Linked DNA regions of Homo sapiens: region 2 is linked to region 1. A link is a loop called in an ENCODE intact Hi-C map of the cell type or tissue named here. Cell type or tissue: lower leg skin. All regions are shown on one strand. Each heading gives the region's core, and the rest is flanking DNA. Links, peaks and the distances in the headings are about the cores only.

Region 1 (12,184 bases), core at 4,004-9,003:
CAGAGAATGCAAATCAAAACCACAATGAGATACCATCTCATACCAGTTAGAATGGCAATCATTAAAAAGTCAGGAAACAACAGGTGCTGGACAGGATGTGGAGAAATAGGAACACTTTTACACTGTTGGTGGGACTGTAAACTAGTTCAACCATTGTAGAAGACAGTGTGGCGATTCCTCAAGGATCTAGAACTAGAAATACCATTTGACCCAGCCATCCCATTACTGGGCATATAACCAAAGGATTATAAATCATGCTGCTATAAAGAGATATGCACATGTATGTTTATAGTGGCACTATTCACAATAGCAAAGACTTGGAACCAACCCAAATGTCCATCAATGATAGACTGGATTAAGAAAAGGTAGCACATATGCACCATGGAATACTATGCAGCCATAAAAAAGGATGAGTTCATGTCCTTTGTAGAGACATGGATGAAGCTAGAAACCATCATTCTGAGCAATCGCAAGGACAGAAAAGCAAACACCGCATGTTCTCACTCATAGGTGGGAATTGAACAATGAGAACACTTGGACACAGGGTGGGGAACATCACACACCGGGGCCTGTTGTGGGGTGGGGGGAGGGGGGAGGGATAGCATTAGGAGATATACCTAATGCAAATGACGAGTTAACGAGTGCCGCACACCAACACGGCACATGTACACATATGTAACAAACCTGCACATTGTGCACATGTACCCTAGAACTTAAAGTATAATAATAACAATAATAAAATAATAATAATAAAATAAAAAAGACTCTTAGAAACTAAGATCCATAGGTTGGAAACTACTTTAGAATAACTAAACTCATAAAAATAATAAGTAATTAAATCATCTGACCATTTTGAATGTTTGCCAAATTAATGGGAGGAATCTGAAAACAGACCAAATTAAGTGTTCCCCTACTTTTTTAAGATCAAGTATATTTTGAATACAAATAGTATAAAGAAACTGAAAACTAAATACTTGACTGGCATTGAGACAAAAGAGACTTCACATTTAACACAGGAAAGGATGTCATTAAAAATTAATCCTTGCTTGAAAAAAATGGGGTTTTTCCCCCTTTTTCTCTTTTATTCTGGTAAAAAAGGAAAAGATAGGAACATATAGATGATTAGGTAGCAGAATCATGTGGTGGCTAAGAGCCCAGTTTTCAGAGCCAGACAAAGTTGGGTTGGATTTAAAACCAGGCCTCACCTAAACCAATATATAGGAAGGATCTTGACAAGTTTCTTCACACCTCTGAGTCTTTTTCAAATGTAAAATAAAAATATACAAAAAAAAAAAGAGAAAAGAAAAAAAGTAGAGAACACTACATTTATGCATATCCAAGTTCTTGTGTATACATTTTTAAGCCTCCTACAGATGATAAATTCCTAAATCTCCCCAAGTTTATGAATCCACTGAGCTGTCACCTACATGGAGTCCTTCCCGATCCTTCCAGCTAGAAATTGCTGGCATGTCTATGTAATCTGTATTAACTTGCTTACCGTCTCCAAAGTGGGAGCTTCTTGAGAATAAGAACTGTGTCTTAGTCTTCGTTGAATCTGCAGGGCCAAGTAAAGCCATAACACACAGTAAGAGCTTAATAAATGTTGGATAAATAAAGAAATGAATGCATGAACATAGAATGAAAATAATCCTAAAGTTAATGACCCTCAGGGGACATTGGAGGTAGGGAAGGAGGGAGACACAAAATTCGAGTAATCACCCTCAGCACCGACTAAACTGGAGACCCTACCGGTCAAAGCAATCAAATACAAAATGTATTCAAATCCCACTCTGGGGAGGCTCAGACTGCATCCAATTTCTGCATGAAACTACACCTCAGAAGCCTCTCCAAGGCAAGAAAAAACTGACAGCATCACTATCAAGATTCAGATAGGAGGCAGCATACACAGGAATACTCATTAAATATTTATTTTCCAAATCCCCAATGACAAGTTCTGGCCAATAAAGTGTGAATGGATGTCATGTGTGTCACTTCCATGTGGAGGCAGTGAAAAGTCCAAGTAAGATGCTCCAGTCTCTCTCTTCCGCTGCCCTAGCAACTACATGTTCCAGATGGTGCATCTACAAGATGGTGGAGCCCAGGTCAACCTGGGTCCCTGAGTTACTATGTGGAGCCAAGTCCTCCACCAACCACAGCAGGTTTGTAACATGGTGATAAATAAATGGTGTGTGTGTGAGCTGTGGAGATTTGGGGGTTAACTTGTTCCAGCAGCATAAGCTAGCCCATTCTGATGAATATAATATAGAAAGAATACTTGAAAAGAAGATGGAATCTTTTGCATTAAGGTGCTTCTCAGTAGTTTCCTGGATCCAGGCTTCCTTCTTCATATTCATTCCAAGCAGCTCTCTTAGATCTCGCCTTGCTTCTTCTATTGGACTTTGTTGGCTTCCAGTCACAATTTATTTCTGATTTACTGGCATCTAGATTTAAAACTCTTTTTGAAAGCAGCTGGACCTACGTGCATTCATCTCCTTTTTCTTTTTATGTCTGTCTCTACTGACAGTCATCTTCCCATTTCTTCCCCTCTGTCCCTGATCCATGACCCTTAATCTTAATCATCTCTCCTTTCCTCCAGGTGAATCAATCCATCATCTTTGATTTTATTTTTATTCTTCCACCATTCCTATACTAATGAAAAAGCAATATATGCATTTTAAACCTCTTCAGTTTCTTCTTGATTTTTTTGGCAAATCTGATCCCCAGATTTAGTGCTCCATGCACAGGCTCCTTTAATTGCCTTCTTGGGTAAGAAATAATTTCACTGGGCCTGGCACAGTGGCTCAAGCCTGTAATCCCAGCATTCTGAGAGGCCGAGGAGGGTGGATCACCTGAGGTCAGGAGTTCAAGACCAGCCTAGCCAAGATGGCAAACCCCATCTCTACCACAAATACAAAAACTAGCCAGGCATGGTGGCATGTGCCTGTAGTCCCAGCTACTTGGGGGGCTGAAGCAGGAGAATTGCTTGAGCCTGGCACGGTGGAGGTTGCAGTTGAGTCGAGATCGCGCCACTGCACTCCAGCCTGGGTGAGAGTGAGACTCTGTCTCAAAAATAATAATAATAATAATTTCACTGAATTGCTTCTTTTCTTAAAAAAGACAATACATTCTTTTAATAATAAGGACTGTTTTATCTCATTTTAATATTAATACAATCTAAATGGCAACTTGGGGGAAATCGTAGTCATGATCAGAACCAGGGATGGATCCAGGGAGGAGACTAAAGTTTGTGCAGTTCGAGGAACCCTCTATAAGTAAAAGAATACAAAATTACCAATATGAAATTCCATGGTCCTACTTCAGCCCTCTCCAGTTCAAGGAGAAGTATGGCAGAGAGGGGGTTGGAGTGGAAAGAGTCATCTTAACTAACTGCATTGAAAATAGTTTACTTTTGCAAAGTTTACAGAAGCATGTGCCCTTGCAAACACAGTGTCAGGGCCCCTCCCAGAACCTTGGAAGTAGCTGGTGCAGGGAAATTTAGGTCCTGAAGCTTAAACTTCATTAGCTTCACAATTAATCCACCTCTGTTCAGAAGCTGGTGTAATTAACAACTCCAAAGCAATTTGAGCTCTTGTGAGTGGAGATTCTTAAGGTAATTGAATCCAAGGTTAATGACACCACAGTTCTATCTTTAAGCCAGAAGACAGAGGAGGAACAGAATTTGGGCATCTGATCCAAGATTGTCCATCTCTGGCTGGTACTCAGAGTTCAAAGCCACATGCTCCCACACAGGTGATCTGTCCTACACATGCAGCTTCGGTGCACTTTGAAGTCCTGCCTGTGGCCGGGCGTGGTGGTTCACGCCTATAATCTCAGCACTTTGGGAAGCCAAGGTGGGTGGATCACTTGAGGTCAGGAGTTGGAGACCAGCCTGGCCAACATGGTGAAACCCCGTCTCTACTACAAATACAAAAATTAGTCAGGCATGGTAGTGTGCGCCTGCAATCCCAGCTACTCGGGAGGCTGAGGCAGGAGAATTGCTTGAACCTGGGAGGCAGAGTTTGCAGCAAGCTGAGATTGAGCCACTGCACTCCAGCCTGGGCAAAAAGAGTGAGACTCCAAGTCTGCAAACAGATTCTTTCTTTCCTTATTGAATCCTTCCTCATCTGGGCATGCTAAGGCCTCTGCAGGCCACAGGCATCTGCTGGGGCTCTGATAGGGCCCAAGACTGGGGGAAAGCCTATATCTACTTACCTCCCTTATGCCCCCATTTTACCTCACAGCTACTGCTACTCTGGTGCCTGAAATTGTTAACTTATTTATTTCTGGCCACTTACTCTTCTAGGCTAGATTTTGAGGGGAGTGACTCTGTATTTCCAATGTCTATAACTTAAACGATACTCAACTAATGTTTATTGAATGCTTGAATGGCACTGTGCTAGACATTTAAGAGAAATTATCTTATGTAAGAATTGGTTTTCAGAACATTACTTAGGCAATTTATATTTTCATTTCAAAGGCATAAGTTTTCAGCAATAAATAAAGCAAATTCCAATTTTCAAAAACAGAAGCAGTTTATTTCCAACAAACGTATACAAGCCACACATCTCTCCTGTCTCCAAAGATACACAAGACAAACCACAACATACTAACAGGTGGAGACCCTGAGGCCTCTTACTAAGTCTTAATCAGACATAACAGAGGAGGCAGGATGTTTATATGTGTATTTATCATTTGGCTGCTTTTCAATTAAAACCACATAGAAGTAAAACAAGAAGAAAAATTTGCTATGAAAAAAAGAACTGCAGCACTGTCTACATGACATAAGGATAGAGATGAGGTGTAAAAAGAGTTGTTTTGCTTGAGAAAACAGCTTAATTAGCCTTTCACCACTGTGAAAGGAGAGTCCTCATGAGCTGATCTTGAAGGATGCTGTAGAGACAACAGAATAAACAAGAAGCCCAAAATAATCAGGTGATGTCTCAACTTCCAGTTCAATGGAATCATAATTATGTACCCTGGTAGACGTATTCATCCCTTGAGAACTAAGAATCTAAATCAAAGTTTCCAAAGTTGCAGGAACAAAAAGCACACATTTTGTGTGTGGATAATAGATAACAATGAAGAAAGCCACTTCTCCTTCCACCCGTTTGTTCCTAGACCTATATTTTCTGACTATGGGAGAGAAACTACCATATATTGGTCACTGATTCTGATCAGACACTACATCTTATAGGACAGAACCCTAACCCCTCATGGCATTGTCACTCAGCTGATGCCATAATTGAGTTGTCAACAAACTATTTCATAATTCTATCAGGCCAGTTACTTCTGAGTGATGAAATGATATACGTAAGATTGTTGAATAACATGGGTATGAACATATTGCCTGGGTTTTTTGCTGTACAATGAATTCGTAGTACAGAAGCAGTATTACATAGGATACCATCATGGTGGATAAGAATTCAATACATCCAAGAATCATAGTGGCAGCAGAAATGTCATGCACAAGAAAGACAAATCCATATCAAGTAAGTATCTATTCTAGTGAGGAAAATAATCTTGTCCTTATCCATGATGGAAGAGATCTAATATCATCACCCTGTTCATTGGTCCAATGAGCAGCACTGAAGTGGCTTGGGAAAGCAGCTGGTTGCCATTCACAAAAAAGGTCATCTTGCCAAGATGACTTTTGAGCACCACCTCTATAACAGATGACATTTAGTGAGCATTCACATGGAACACGAATATCTCCACACCTGTGCCCTTACAAAAGATTGATCTACATGCTTCTTCTCTAATTCATAGTCAGTCCTCCCTAAGTCCCTGAACATAGAGCCAAACCATCCGCCACTACCCGTGAATCAGCTTAGATCCATAACTTCTGGCCTTTCTCCTTCCAGGTAAAATGGACAGCTAAGTGCACTGCTCAAAGTTCTGACCATTAAGAAGATATTTCTTCCTAACTGCCTTTCAGGATCACCCTTGGGGAATTCTATAATGCCGTGGTCATCCACTTTTAGGAGGTACCAGCATATCATCAGAACCATCTGTAAATCAGACCTGAATTTTTTTCCTAGTCAATTTGTCATAGGAAGTTCCCCACGGAGCCTAGGTGGGGATTAAAGGAGAGGTGGCAATGCATCAAGATTAGATGCCACTGAAGATGTTAAAATATAGAAAGGAATGCGTTTCAGTGAGTAATAGCTAACATTTTTTAAACTTATATGGCAGGAACTATTCCTTATGATGATATGTAATAATTATTCTAATCTTACCAATAACCCTGGGAGGTAGGGTTTTTCTTAACATTCCTATTCTGCAAAGAGGAAAACCAAGTTAAGTCAGTCATCTAAGGTCACCCAAGTAGCAAATGTGGTACTGTGAAGGTGGGCAGTCAGACTCCTGAACCTATGCTCTTAACTCCAGACCTTGAGGCCTAGCAATCTTGGGTAGATGGAGGAGAAAGCAGAAAGAGAGATGGCAGCAAATCTCTTGGTTGCTACTAAGGTCCTTTGGCGCCATCTGCTGTTTAGTGCCAGAGTTGGCAATTCCAAATAGTTTGGACTCCTATGATTGATGCTTTTTTCTTTCTCTTACCTGGAACACATATGCCTATCATGTTGTCTTCTTCCACTGTTAGGTCAGCTATTCAAACAAAAACATTGAGATTATAGATCTCATTTTAACTTCCTAAGTGAGCCCAAATACGGGCCAGAAGAGTGTTGGTGTCCATTTCTGTTTGAATGTTGAAGGCTGTCTGACTTTGTGCCTGCTTCTAGTATGGTCCAAACAATTGAAGATATTTTGGCTTTGAGAACACCATAAAGAAGAATGAGATCCTGTCATTTGCAACAACATGGTTGGAACTGGAGGTCATTATGTTAAGTGAAATTAACCAGGCAAAGAAAGATAAACGTCACATGTTCTCACTTATTTGTGGGAAGTAAAAATTAAAACAACTGAACTCACGGAGATAGAGTAGAAGGATGGTTACCAGAGGCTAGGAAGGGTAGTGGGGTGGGTGGGGGGGAGTGAGGATGGTTAATGGGTACAAAAGAATAATTATAAAGAATGAATAAGACCTAGTATTCTCTAACACAACATGGTGACTATAGTCAAAAATAATTAATTATACATTATAAATAACTAAAAGAATATCACTGGAGTGTCTGTAACACAAAGGATAAATGCTTGGGTAATGGATACCCTATTTACCCTGTGTTTATTACATATTGCATTCCTGTATCAAAATATCTCATGTAGCCCATAAATATATATACCTACTATGTACCTACAAAAATTAAAAAATTTTTTTCAAAAAAACACCAAAAAGTAAGAGAACTGCAAATATATAATAGTGGTAGTCATGGTAGGTTTTGCTGCCTAGTAGCGGCTGCCAGATATTGCTAATGGAGTCAGCACAATAATCTTTTTAAACTGATGAAGCCTTTGAAAATTGTGTCGTTAGAAAGATTTTTTAAACCAAGTTAAGACAAGAAGTTTCCTTCTTTACGACGTGTTAGATTAAGCCATTCTGCAGGGATTGGGGGATAAGGGTTCCCAGATTGTTAGAAAACTTCAACTAGAGTAGAGTTTAGAGGAGAACAAAAGATATGACCCTGAGTGGCAGTTCTATCTCAAGACAAGGTCCCCATTGCCTTAGCAGATTAAATACGCAGTTTGCTAGAAGACAAGCTGTGTGAGTGTCTTAGCCTAAGGTTGTGAGTGGGTTGTTTTACCCTGATTCAACTATCTCTTTCCTTTTCTTTGAAACACAAGGCCGCCATTTAATATGTGTCAAAACTTTAATAATTTTCATCTATTGTTTGAACAAATGAGGATTTGTTTTCCTACATGAATTGTCCAAGATGGTAGGTAGAGAATCCAATATGAGTTCAGGATCCCAAGGAAACTCCAGCCCGTTCATTCAGAAGCAGTGTCTGCAGAGGCTGTATATTTCTAAAGAAAAACAAATGGGTAAATTGAATAAAACCCAGTCGTACAGTTTCCACTTGAGGAAACTTTGACCTAGAATAGTTTGCCCGTCTCTAGAATATTCTTATATTTAAAGACCAGAAAGTGTCTCAATTGCAATGAATTCCTACTTTAGTTGATATAAGAAAGACCATTAAGCATCTATATGAATCCTGGAAGGACTCTTAAAGGCTACTGGTGATAGGTCACTATCATAATAATCGTCAATAAATCATACCTCCCTGTATCCACATCTCTTTGCAGTGTGTCATTTCTTCTCTCTCCATCTCCCCATCAAGAGATGGAGTCTATTTCTTCACACCCTTGATTCAGGGTTGAACTTATAAGTAAAATAACGTCTAACTGATATTAGTTAGACTAACTAACTCCCCTCCCTGAAGTTGCCATCCCACTCTGCATGGAACTGAAACTGCACGTCTCTTGCTGACCACCACAAAGGGACAACAGCCAGGGACTGACTGTGAAGGGACTTAGGGTAAAGGCACAGTGCAGCCCGTACAACTCAGGGAGGGGAGGAATGTACAGGTGCACATGCAGGACACTCGCTATGCAGCAGGGCCTATAGTGTCCCTGTTGGCCCCCTAAGTCATTTCCAGCTTGGGTGTATGGGTGGAGGCTGCAAAGCCCCTGCAGCCAGCCCAGGCCACCAAGGGTCATTCTCCACAGGGACAGGCGGCCCCAGTTATGCCTGCCCTGATGCAGCAGTCTGACCTCCTGCCTGTGGGACCAAAGGCAGAGCCTTGTAAAATAAATAATTTGTTTTGACCAATGAAAGGTGACAGGAGTGAGATTGTGTGAGATCCAGAGACTTGCTTTTGAGAGGCTTTGCAGTTCCTGCTCTGTCATTTTGACACCCTGAGACCACCATGCTGTAACGAGGCCGTCTCACCTACTGAGGAATTCTCCTCCACCTTGGAACATCCCAGCCCTAGTTGAGGCATCAAATGACGGCAGGTGGCCCCATGAATGTTCCCCGGTGAGTACAGCGAAGAAGCGCCCAGATTGCCAATCCACAGAATAGTCAGAGATAATTAATTATTGTTGTTTTAAGCCACTAAATTTTGGAGTGGTTTTTATGCAGCAAGATATAACTAATATACTTCCCAAGAAAAGGTAAATCCCAAACCAAACTCTGAATGCTTTAAATGCACTTGCCCTTTACGAAAAACTTTCCTACTTGGAAAATGAGAACACATTCTTAATTGTCACCACCTTAATTTGCCCAAATCTACTAAATATGTTAATATTCCCCATGGGCTGATAGTTCATAGAACTAAATCTTAAAATGAAGGTTTTCTACTTGGGAAAGGTTTTTTCAAATGAAACACTGGATTACTTTGAATTATAAAGTCATGGTTAAAAGTAACTACTACATTGATGTGAAGAAAAAAAATAAACACGTATGAATTAGTGTGAATAAAGTAATAATTTATTAACAAAAGATTAAACATTCCTATTCTCTAACACAAACACTTTATCTCCTTTAAAAAGTTGTTGGATGGAAATAAAGGAAATCTTACTTTGGTTTAATGACTTCAGGGTCCCTGCTGTGTTACAAGAAAAAATACAAAAGAAATACAAATGGGCAATAGGCTAGTGATTAATAGTCACGTAAAGACTAAAGAGAAAATAAAAATAATACAAAAAGTTTTGGGTCTAAGTTTCTAAAAGTTGTTTTGTTTTTGACTTTTATTCCAGGTTCTGGGTCTAAATTTCATTCAAATATATAGTTACAGATTGAAAGATATTTTATTTACAAACCTTTTTGTCCTAAGATCTTAAAAACAAAAAATAGAAGTTATGATCGTAAAATAAATATGATAATTCAATTTTACTCCAAAGTAAATCAATTTGTGAACTTTGGACATACAATAGTTCTATATAAATATTCTCTCCCATTTTTCCCACAGTGTAAAATAAAAATGCAAACATGGTATTACAGCTTATGCAAGAGTTTGGATTTTCCTTTCTAAAATACTAGATTAAATGAAATTTAAATCACTTACACTTGCCCTGGAGATAAAGTAAGTTGTTATTACCTTTGTCATTATTTAAGAGTAGGTAATGTATATATGGGTGTGAGTGTTTAAGGAATTTGGGCCGGGCACGGTGGCTCACGCCTGTAATCCCAGCACTTTGGGAAGCTAAGGCGGGTGGATCACCTGACGTCAGGAGTTCAAGACCAGCCTGGCCAATGTGGTGAAACCTTGTCTCTACTAAAAATACAAAAATTAGCCTGGCATGGTGGCAGGCGCCTGTAATAGCAGCTACTCGGGAGGCTGAGGCAGGAGAATCGCTTGAACCGGGGAGGCAGAGGTTGCAGTGAGCCGAGATCGTGCCATTGCACTCCAGCCTGGGCAACAAGAGTGAAACTCCATCTCAAAAAAAAATTTTTTTTTAATTTAATTAATATATTTAAATTGATTACAAATAATTTAAATCGCGTCTTTGTAAAATGGCTTTTGTTTTGTTTTTGACTTTTATTCCAGGTTCTGAAGTACACATGCAGGTTTGTTACATGGATAAACTGCATGTCGCTGAGGTTTGGTGTACAAATGATCCCGTCACCCAGAAGAGTGAGCATAGTACCCAACAGTTTTTCAACCTTCATCCCCCTCCACCTCTCTGGTAGTCTGCAGTGTCTGCCGTTCCTATCTTTATGTTCATGTGTACTAAATGTTTAGCTGTCACTTATAAGTGAGAATCTGTGGTATTTGGTTTTCTGTTCCCGTGTTAATTTGCTTAGGATAATGGCCTCCAGCGGCAACCATGCTGCTGCGAAGGTCGTGATTTTGTTCTTTTTCGCGGATGCATAGTATTCTATATTGCATATGTATCACATTTGCTTTATCCAGTCCACCATTGATGGGCATCCAGGTTGATTCCACGTCGTTGCTATCATGAATACTGCTGCAATGAACATATGAGTGCATGTGTCTTTTGGGTAGTGATTTATTCTCCTTTGGGTATATACTCTGTAATGGGACTACTTGGTCAAATGGTAGTTCTAAGTTCTTTGAGAAATTTCCAAACTGCTTCCCACAGTGGCTGAACTGATTTACACTCCCACCAACAGAGTATAAGTCCCCTTCTCTCTGCAACCTCACTAACATGTTACTTTTTTGACTTTTTAATAATAGTCATTCTGACTGGTGTGAGATGGTATCTCATTGTGGTTTTGATTTGCATTTCATTAGTAATGTTGAGCATTTTTTCATTTATTTGTTGACCAAATGAATGTCTTATTTTGAAAAGTGTCTGTTCATGTCCTTTGTCCATTTATAAAATAGTTTTCTTAACCTTAGCCTTAGTGACTGCAAATTTTGCGGACTACAAAGTCACCCAAATGCATAATCTGAGTAAAATTTTAAGATGCCACGTCTCTGATAAATTTGGGTTATCAACAATAATTGTATTGCTCATTGATGCTAGCTTCAATATAATTTCTAAAATCCCAAGATGAATTTAGAACTTTTGACTAATATAATACTGATATCATTATCAGTATTATATTAATAGGTAATAGTCTATATCCGAAGATTTCCAAAGAAATTAGTTTCAACATCTATTCATGTTTTTAATGTAAAAACATGAATAATGTAACATTCACAATTTTTTAAGAGAATAATTCTTTTTTTATTTTATTATTATTATACTTTAAGTTTTAGGGTACATGTGCACAATGTGCAGGTTAGTTACATATGTATACATGTGCCATGCTGGTGTGCTGCACCCATTAACTCGTCATTTAGCATTAGGTATATCTCCTAATGCTATCCCTCCCCCCTCCCCCCACCCCACAACAGTCCCCAGAGTGTGATGTTCCCCTTCCTGTGTCCATGTGTTCTTATTGTTCAATTCCCACCTATGAGTGAGAACATGCAGTGTTTGGTTTTTTGTTCTTGTGATAGTTTACTGAGAATGATTTCCAATTTCATCCATGTCCCTACAAAGGACATGAACTCATCATTTTTTACGGCTGCATAGTATTCCATGGTGTATATGTGCCACATTTTCTTAATCCAGTCTATCGTTGTTGGACATTTGGGTTGGTTCCAAGTCTTTGCTATTGTGAATAGTGCCGCAATAAACATACGTGTGCGTCTTTATAGCAGCATGATTTGTAGTCCTTTGGGAATATACCCAGTAATGGGATGGCTGGGTCAAATGGTATTTCTAGTTCTAGATCCCTGAGGAATCACCACACTGACTTCCACAATGGTTGAAC
Region 2 (10,809 bases), core at 4,385-9,384, 240 kb before region 1:
TGGTTTCCAGCTTCATCCATGTCCCTGCCAAGAACATAAACTCATTCTTTTTTATGGCTGCATAGTATTCCATGGTGTACATGTGCCACATTTTCTTTATCCAGTCTATCACTGATGGACATTTGGGTTGGTTCCAAGTCTTTGCTATTGTGAATAGTGCTGCAATAAATATACGTGTGCATGTGTGTTTATAGTGGAATGATTTATAATCATTTGGGTATATACCCAGTAATGGGATTACTGGGTCAAATGGTATTTCTAGTTCTAGATCCTTGAGGAATCGCCACACTGTCTTCCACAATGGTTGAACTAATTTACACTTATACAATGAGTTTGGAAGTATTCACTCCTCCTCTATTTTTTGGAATAGTTTGAGTAAGATTGGTATTAGTTCTCTTCTTTAAATGCTTGGCAGAATCAGCATTGAACCCATTGGATCCCAGAATTTTTATTTTTTAATGGGAGATTTTTTACTATGGCTTCAATCTTATTATTGTTATTGATCTGTTCAGGTTTTGGATTTCTTTATTGTTCAATCTTCGTAGGTTGTATGTGTCTAGGAGTTTGTCCATGTCTTCTAGATTTTCCAATTTATTAGCTTATAGTTAGTCATAGTTGCCACTAATGATCCTTCGAATTTCTGCAGTAATAATTTTCATGTCTTCTTTTTCATCTCTGACTTTATTTATTCGGATTCTCCCTCTTTTTCTTAGTCTAGCTTACTAAACTAAAGGTTTGTTAATTTTGTTTAATTTTCAAAAAACCAACTGTTTGATTTGTTGATCTTTTGTATTGTTTTATTCATTTTAATTTTATTTATTTCTGCTCTGATTTTTATTATTTTGTTTCATCTTCTAATTTCGGCTTTGATTTGCTCTTGTTTTTGCTCCAGTTTTTTAAGATGCATGATTAGGTTGCTTATTTGAAGTCTTTCTACCTTTTTGATGGATGTGTTTATTGATATATATTTTCTTCTTAATATTGCTTTTGATGTATCCAATAAGTTTTGGTATGTTTTGTTTCCATTTTCATTTGTTCACAAAATTTTTAAATTTTATTTTTAATTTCTTCATTGACCAATGTTCATTCAAGAGCATATTTTTTAATATCTGTGTATTTATAGTTTCCAATGTTACTTTTGTTACTGATTTCTAGTTTTTTTCTACTGTGGTCAGAAAAAAAAATTGATATGATCTCAATTTCTTTGAACTTCTTGAGGCTTGTTTTGTCCTCTAACATGTGGTCTATCTTGAAGAATATTCTAAGTGCTGAGAAGAATGTGTATTCTGAAGCTCCTGAATGAAATGTTCTATAAATGTCTCTTAAGTCTATTTAGTCTATAGTGCAGATTAACTCTGATGTTTCTTTGTTGATTTTCTGTTGTGATGATCTATCCAGTGCTGAAAGTGGAATATTGAAGTTCCCAACTTCAGTTGTATTGGGTTTATTTCTCTTTAACTTAATAACATTTAATAACATTTGCTTTATGTATTTGGGGACTCCAGTACTGGGTGCATATATATTTACAATTGTTATATCCTCTTGCTAAGTCGACTCCTTTATTATTATATAATGATCTTCCTTGTTTCTTTTTATAGATTTGTCCTGAAATCTATTTTGTCTGATATAAGAGTGACTATTCCCTTTTCTTTTTTGGTTTAAATTTGCATGGAATATCTTTTCTATCCTTTCATTTTTAGTCTATGTGTGTTTATATAGGCAAAGTGAATTTCTTGTAGGAAGCATGCAGTTGGGTCTTTTTGTTATTATTCATTCAGCCACTCTATGTGTTCTAATTGGAGAATTTAGTCCATTAACCGTCAATGTATTATTGACAGGAAAGGACTTACTACTGCCATTTTGTTATTTGTTTTCTAGTTGTTTCATTGGTCCTGTCTTCATTTCTTACTGTCTTCCTTTGTGTACAAGTGATTTTCTCTGGTAGTATGTTTTAGTTTTTTGCTTTCTAGTTTTTATGTATCTATTTTAGTTTTTCTTCTCATGGTTACCATGAGGCTTGTAAATAACATCTTATAACAGATTTTTTTAAGCTGATGAAAACTTAATTATACTCATAATAGAAACGGAAACAAGCAAAGAGAAAACTAAAAAATCTACACTTTAACTTTATTCTCCCCTTATCATTTTTTGAGTTGTTGTCTATATATCTTTTTATATTGCCTGTATTTAACAAATCATTGTAGTTGTTATTATTCTTGATAGGCTTGTCTTTTAGTCTTCATACTAAATATATGCATGGTTTACACACTGCAATTACAGTGTCAGAGGTGTTCTATATTTGTTTGTGTACTTACTTTTACTGGTGAGTTTTATACTTTCAGGTGATTTCTTGTTGTTTGTTAGCACCTTATCTTTCAGACTGAAAAATTCCCTTCAGCAAATTTTTGCAAAGCAGGGCTGATGTTAATGAAATCCCTTAGGTTTTTGTTTGTCTTGGAAAGTCTTTATTTCTCCTTCATGTTTGAAGGATAATTTTGCTGGATATAACATTCTAAGTTGAAGAGGTTTTTTTCTTCACTACTTTGAATATATTATCCCCATCCCACTTGGCCTGTAAGGTTTCCACTAAAAAGTCAACTGCCACATGTATCAGAGTTCCTTTACATGTTATTTGCTTCTTTTCTCTTGCTGCTTTTAGGATACTTTGTCCTTGAACTTTGAGAGTTTGATTATTTTGTGTCTTGAGGTAGTCTCATTTGAATTGAATCTCCTTGGTCTTCTTTGAGCTTTATGTACCTGGGTATTCAAATCTTCCTCTAGGTTTGAAAAGTTGCTATTTCTTTGAATAAAACTTCTTCACTGATCTCTTATTTTACATCCTTTTTAAGGCCAATAACTCTTAGATTTGCCCTTTTGAGGGTATTTTCTAGAACTTGTAGGTGTTTTCACTCCTTTTAACTCTTTTTTTCTCCTTGGACTCTGTCTTTTTAATATAGCTATTTTCAAGCTCACTAATTCTTTTTTTTCTTTACGTCTTCTAAAAAAATGGGATACATGGGCAGAATGTGCAGGTTGGTTACATAGGTATATGTGTGCCATGGTGGTTTGCTGTAACTATTGACCCATCCTCTAAGTTCCCTCCCCTGACTCCCCACCTCCCAATAGGCTCTGATGTGTGTTGTTCCCCTCCCTGTGTCCATGTGTTCTCAATGTTCAACTGCAACTTATGAGTGAGAACATGTATTGTTTGGTTTACTGTTCCTGTGTTAGTTTGCTGAGGATGATGGCTTCCAGCTTCATCCATGTCCCTGCAAAGGACATGAACTCATTCCTTTTTATGGCTTCATGGTATTCAATGGGGTAAATGTGCCACATTTTCTTTATCCAGTGTATCATTGATGAGCATTTGGGTTGGCTCCAAGTCTTTGCTATTGCAAATAGTGCTGCAATAAACATACCTGTGCATGTGTCCTTATAGTAGAATGATTTATATTCGTTTGGGTATATATCCAGTAATGGGATTGCCGGGTCAAATGGTATTTCTGGTTCTAGATCCTTGAAGAATCACCATACTGTCTTCCACAATGGTTGAACTAATTTACATTCCCACCAACAGTGTAAAAGTGTCCCTCACCAGCATCTATTATTTCCTGACTTTTTAATAATTGCCATTCTGACTGGCATGAGATGGTATCTTATTGTGGTTTTGATTTGCATTTTTCTGATGAACAGTGATGTTGAGCTTTTTTTATGTTTGTTGGCAGTGTAAATGTCTTCTTTTGTAAGCTCATTAATTCTTTATTCTGCTTGATCAATACTGCTGAGAGACACTGTTGTATTTTCCAGCTTGTCAATTGAATTTTTCTGCTCCAGAATATCTGCTTTGTTTTTTAAATTATTTAATATCTTTGTTAAATTTCTCTGATAGAATTCTGTACTTCTTTTCTGTGTTATCTTGAAGTTTGTTGAGCTTCTGAAAGACAGCTATTTTTAATTCCATGTCTGAGAGGTTGCATGTCTCCATCACTCTAGAATTAATCACTGGTGCCTTATTTAATCTACTTAATGAAATCACATTTTCCTCAATGTTCCTGATGCTTGCAAACATTCACTAATGTCTAGACATTGCAGAGTTGATTGTTTATTTCAATCTTCACAATCTGGGCTTGTTTTTATTCATCCTTTTTGAAAGGGCTTTTAAATAATTCAAATTAGAAATTAAGACAGAGAAATTCACCCAAAGCCATACAGTTACATGGAAATTGAATAACATGATCCTGAATGGCTTTTGGGTAATGAAATTAAGGCAGAAATCAAGAAGTTCTTTGAAACTAATGAGAACAAAGATAAATATACCAGAATCTCTGGGACACAGCTAAAGCAGTGTTAAGAGGGAAACTCATAAGACTAAATTCCCATATCAAAAACTTAGACCGATCTCGTTAACAACCTAATATCACAACTAAAAGAACTAGAGAACCAAATGCAAACAAACTCCAAAAGTAGCAGAACACAAGAAATTACCAGTCAGTGCTGAACTGAAAAAAATAGAGACATGAAAGAACATCCAAAAAATCCAGAAATTCAGGGGTTGGCGTTTTGAAAAAATTAATAAAATAGACCACTAGCTAGACTAATAAAGAAGAAAAGAGAGAGGATTCAAACATACACAGTCAGAAATGATAAGGGGGATATTACCACTGACCCCACAGAAATACAAACAACCATCAGAGAATATTATGAACACCTCTATGCACATAAACTAGAAAATCTAGAAGAAATGGATAAATTCCTGAACACACAACACCATCCCAAGACTGAACCAGGAAGAAATTGATTTCCTAAGCAGACCAATAATGAGCTCTGAAATTAAGGTAGTAATAAATAGCCTACCAAACAAAAAAAAAAAAAAAAAGCCCAGCACCAGAGGGATAGAGGGATTCACAGCTGAATTCTACCAGCTGTGCAAAGAAAAGATGGTACTATTTATATTGAAACTATTACAAAAAATTGAGGAGAAGGAACTCCTTCCTAACTCATTCTATGAAGTTAGCATCATCCTGATACCAAAAACTGGCAGAGATACAACAAAAAGAGAAAACTTCAGGCCAATATCCTTGATGAACATCGATGCAAAAATCCTCAACAAGATACTGGCAAACTGAATCCAGCAGCACATCAAAAAGCTTATCCACTACGATCAAGTAGGCCTCATCCTTGTGATGCAAGATTGCTTCAACATATGCAAATCAATAAATGTGATTCATCACATACACAGAATTAAAGACAAAAACCACATGATTATATCAATAGGTGCAGAAAGGACTTTCAATAAAATTCATCATCGATTTATGCTAAAAACTGTCAATAAACTAGTTGTTGAAGGAACATACCTCAAAATAATAAGAGCCATCTATGACAAACCCACAGCCAACATCATACTGAATATGCAAAAGCTAGAAGCATTCACCTTGAAAGCCAGCACAAGACAAGGATGCCCTCTCTCACACTCCTATTCAACATAGTATTGGAAGTTCTGGCCAGGCCAATCAGGCAAGAGAAAGAAATAAAGCGCATCCAAACAGGAAGAGAGGAAGCCGAACTATCTCTGTTTGCAGGCGACATAATCCTATATCTACAAAACCCCATAGTCTCAGCCCAAAAGCTTCTTACACTCATAAATATCTTCAGCAAAGTCTCAGGATACAAAATGTGCAAACATCATTAGCATTCTTATACACCAACAACAGTCAAGCAGAGAGCAAAATCAGGAACACAATTATCATTCAGAATTGCCACAAAAAGAATATAATGCCTAGGAATTCAGCTAACCAGGGAGGCGAAAGATCTCTACAAGGAGAACTACAAACCACTGCTTAAAGAAATCAGAGATGAAAGAAACAAATTGAAAAACATTCCATGCTCATGGATAGAAAGAATCAATATTATTAAAATGGCTATAGTGCCTGATATGGTTTGACTCTCTGTCCCCACCCAAATCTCACCTTGGATTGTAATAATCCCCACGTGTCAAGGGTGGGACCAGGTGGAGATCATTGAATCATGGGGGCAGTTTCCACCATGCCGTTCTGATAATGAGTGAGTCTCTTGAGAGCTGATGGTTTTATAAGAAGCTTCCCCCTTCACTCTGCTCTCATTCTCTCCTGCCATCCTGTGAAGAAGGATGTATTTGCTTCCCCTTCCACCATGATTGTAAGTTTCCTGAGGCCTCCCCAGCCATGCAGAACTGTGAGTCAATTAAACCTCTTTTCTTTATAACTTACCCAGTCATGGGCAGTTCTTTATAGCAGTGTGAGAATGAACTAAAACAATGCCCAAAGCAATTTATAGTTCAATGCTATTTCTGTTGAACCACCATTGACATTCTTCACAGAACTAGAAAAAAACTATTTTGAAATTCATATGGAACCAAAAAGGAGTCTGAATAGCCAAAGCAATCCTAAGTAAAAAGAATGAAGCTGGAGTTATCACGCTACTTGGCTTTAAATTATACTACAGGGATACAGTAACCAAAACAGCATGATACTGGTATGAGAACAGACACATAGACTGATGAAACAGAATAGAGAACCCAGAAATAAGACCACACACCTACAACTATCTGATCTCTGACAAACCTGATAAAAACAGGCAATGGAGAAAGGATTCCCTATTCAATAAATGGTGCTGTGGCCAGGTGTGGTGGCTCAGGCCTCTAATCCCAGCACTTTGGGAGACCGAGGTGGGTGGATCACTTGAGGTCAGGAATTCGAGGCCGGCCTGGCCAATATGGCGAAACCTTGTCTCTACAAAAGATACAAAAATTAGCCAGGTATGGTGGCAGGTGCCTGTAATCCCAGCTGCTTGGGAGGCTGAGGCACGAGAATTGCTTGACCCCAGGAGGCAGACATTGCAGTGAGCCAAGATCGCACTACTGCACTCCAACCTGGGCAACAGAGTGAATCTCTGTCTCAAAAAAAAAAAAAAATGGTGCTGGGATAACTGGCTAGTCATATGCAGAAGATTGAAACTAGACTCCTTCCTTACACTATACACAAAAATTAACACAAGGTGGATTAAAGATTTAAATGCAAAACCCAAAACTGTAAAAACCCTGAAAGACAACCTAGGCAATAGAGTTCAGGACATGGGCAGGGCAAAGCTTTCATGATGAAGATGCCAAAAGCAATTGCAACAAAAACAAAAACAGACAAATTGAATCTAATTAAAGAGCTTCTGCACAGCAAAATAAACTATCAAGAGAGTAAACAGACAACCTACAGAATGGGAGAAAAATTTTGCAAACTATGCATCCAACAAAGGTCTAATATCCAGCATCTATAAGGAACTTAAATTTACAAGAAAAAAACAACCCCATTAAAAAGTGGACAAAGGACATGAACAGAGACTTCTTAGTAGAAGATGTACATGCAGCCAACAGGCATATGAAAAAAGCTTGATATCGCTGATCATTAGAGAAATGCAAATTAAAGCCACAATGAGATACCATCTCACACCAGTCAGAATGACTATTATTAAAAAGTCAAAAAATAACGGATGCTGGCAAGGTTGTGGAAGGAAAAGAATGCTGTTGGTGAGGGTGTAAATTAGTTTAGCCATTATGGAAGACAGTGTGGCGATTCCTCAAAGACCTTAAAGACAGAAATACCATTTGACTCAGCAATGCCGTTACTTCGTATATACCCAAGGAATATAAGTCATTCTGTTATAAAGACACATTCACGTGTATGTTCACTGCAACACATTCACAACGGCAAAGACACGTAATCAACCTAAATGCTCATCAATGGAAGACTGGATAAAGAAAATGTGATACGTATACACCAAGGAATTCTATGCAGTGAGACTAAGTCCTTTGCAGGGACATTATTCTTGGCAAACTAAGTCAGGAACAGAAAACCAAATGCCACGTGTTCTCACTTACAAGTTGGAGCTAAATGATGAAAACACACGAACACATAAAGGGGAGCCACACACACTGGGTTTTTCGGAAGGTAGAAGGTGGGAAGAGGGAGAGGATCAGGAAAAATAACTAATGGGTACTAGGCTTAATACCTGGGTGTTAAGGGTAGGCTATTGGGTGATAAAATAAGCTGTACAACAAGCCCCCATGACACAGCTTTATCTATGTAACAAACCTGCACATGAACCCCTGAACTTAAAATAAAAGTTAAACAAAAAAAAGAGACAGAGAATTCAAATGGGTTTGAGTGTTGTTACCTAAGCCTGTGGTCATGGCAGCCTCTCAGCACTAGGGGGAACCCTAAGCCTCAGAATGCTACAATTTTTGCAGACTCAGATACACAGCCTTGGTGGACTTGGGGAAGATAAAAGAGAGTTCCCTGGGTTCCCAGGTGGATTCTCTTGCTCTCTTTCTTCAGTTTTCCCCAAGCAGGAGTCTCTTTCTATGCTGGGCTGTCTGGAGCTGTGAAAGGCATGATTCAGGCACTCTCATGGCCACCACAGCTGGCACCACACTGAGTCACACCTGAGGCCAATGGCCTTCCAGACCGACACAGTACTTGGGCTTACCCAAAGTCTGCGGACACTACTACCTGGCTACCACTGATGTTTATTTAAGACCCACCGCTACCTTTAGTCAGCAGCTGGGGAATTCTGCTAGGGCTGGGTCTGTCCCACCAGAACAGTGGATTCCCTTTTGGCCTGGGGTGGGCCTAGAAATGCTATTCAGGAGGAAAGTCTTGGAACTGAGATCGTCAAGAATCTGCCTGGTGCTTTATTTTACTGTGGCTCAACAGGTACCTGAGTTGCCAAAGTCCTCCATATTCCTCCATCTTCTTCCCCGAAAAGGAAGGAGTCTCTCCACATACTGCAGTGTCTGGAGTTGAGGGAGAGGTGATGCAGGCACTCCCATGGCCACACAGCTGGTGTCACACTGTCATATTCCAAGCCCACTGCCTCCAAGACCAGTACAGCACCAAGGCTTGCCCAAAGACTGCCGTCACTGTGGCCTGACTGCCACTTGAATTTATTAGAGGTCCCAGCCATTGTAGTCAGCCAGTGGTGAAGCTGGCTGGGACTCAGTTTTCTTCCATTGGGATGAAGGATTCCCCTCTGGCCCAGTGCTGGTCCAAATGGGCACTGGCAGAATGCTGCCTGGTGTTGAGTTCCACTGTGAGAGGGTGGCACTGAGCTGCAATGCAAAGTCTCACACTCACTTCACTCTTCTTCCCCTAAGCACACAGATTTTCCCTCCATGCTGTGTTGCCTGAGGCTGGGGTTGGGTAGTGTAGACAACGCAGGACTGTCCTTTCTACCTTCTTCAGTGTCTCTTTCCTTGTGATTATGTTTAAACCAGGTACCATGACCTCTCACCTGTTTGTTCTGTTTTGTTTGTTCTTATAAATGTGCTTTCTTGCTTGGATATTTGTTCAATTTAGTGTTCCTGCAGGGGCACAATTGCTGGAGGGTTCTGTTTGGCCATATCTCCACCTCCAACCATTAAAGTCTTTAATCCATTTTGAGTTTATTTTTGTATATGGTGTTAGGTAAGGGTCACATTTCATGATTCTTGTGGATATCCAGGTTCCCCAAAACTATTTAATACAGAGACTATTCTTTCTCCATTGTGTGTTCTTGGCACCTTTATAAAAAGTAAATTGACCATATTTCTTGGCTCTCTGTCCTGTTCCTCTGACCAACGTGTCTGTTTTTATGCCAGAACCACTCTGTTTTAATTACTATAGCTTTGTGATCAATTTTGATGTTAGGTACTATGATGCCTTTAGCTTTTTTATTTTTGCTCATGATTGCTTTGGCTATTGGAGGTCTTTTGTGGTTCCATTCAAATTTTAGAATTGTTTCTATTTCTGTGAAATTTTGATGGGATCACATTGAGTCTGAAGATTGCTCTGGGTAATATGGATACTTTAACGATATTAGTTCTTCCAACCTATGAACACTTGATAACTCTGCATTTATTTAAGTTGTCTACAATTTTTCATCAATGTTATTGTTTTCCATATATCGATTTTTCACATCCTTGATTAAAGTTACTCTTCATTATTTTGTTTATGGCATTGTGAATGGGGTTGGTTTCTTAATTTCTTTTTCTTTCTTTTTTTTTTTTTTTTGAGACAGAGTCTCATTCTGTTGCCCAGGCTGGAGTGCAGTGGCGTGATCTTGGCTTACTGCAACCCTCGCCTCCCAGGTTCAATCAGTTCTCTTGCCTCAGCCTCCTGAGTAGCTGGGATTACAGCTACACGCCACTACGCCCGGCCAATTTTTGTATTTTTAGTAGAGATGGGGTTTCGCCATGTTGGTCAGGCTAGTCTCGAACTCCTGACCTCGTGATCCGCCCGCCTCAGCCTCCCAAAGTGCTGGGATTACAGGCGTGAGCCACCACACCCGGCCGATTTCTTTTTCAAATAGTTTGTTGCTTGTGCTGAGAAATGTTACTGATTTTTGTGTACTAATTTTGTACTCTACAAGTTGACTGAATTTATCAATTTGAATAGTTTTTGGTGGATTTTTGTTTTTTTTGAGATAGAGTCTCACTCTGTTGCCCCGCTTGGAGTGCAGTGGTGAGATCTCAGCTCATTGCAACCTCCGCCTCACAGGCTCAAGCGATTTCTCATGCCTCAGCCTCTGGAGTAGCTGGGATTACAGGCATGCGCCACCACACCCAGCTAATTTTTGTAATTTTAGCTGAGACAGGGTTTCACCATGTTGCCCAGGCTAGTTTTGAACTCCTGGCCTCAAGCAATCCTCCCATCTCGGCTTCCCAAAGTGCTGAGATTACAGCGTGAGCCACTGCGCCTGGCCCTTTTTAGGATGTTCTATATGTAAGATAATGTCATCGGCAAA

What was found. A loop is a pair of places that touch in the nucleus more often than their neighbours do. Peaks named below come from ENCODE experiments on the same cell type or tissue, not always from the same donor. Only the 100,000 strongest peaks of a DNase experiment are listed, where the experiment ranks them.
Region 2: it touches region 1 in a loop (6-fold over the local background); 79 of 110 quality-filtered maps call a loop at or near these places.

What each region holds. Positions count from the first base shown.
Region 1 is chr12:7,214,138-7,226,321 of GRCh38, reverse strand. It overlaps a transcript of PEX5 not described here. Among named protein-coding and RNA genes, the nearest start is that of PEX5, 31 kb to the right of the region's middle. In lower leg skin, for the core only: no CTCF peak of the experiment used is centred there; a DNase peak (open chromatin) is centred at 6,488.
Region 2 is chr12:7,458,236-7,469,044 of GRCh38, reverse strand. No RefSeq gene overlaps it. Among named protein-coding and RNA genes, the nearest start is that of CD163L1, 19 kb to the right of the region's middle. In lower leg skin, for the core only: no CTCF peak of the experiment used is centred there; no DNase peak of the experiment used is centred there.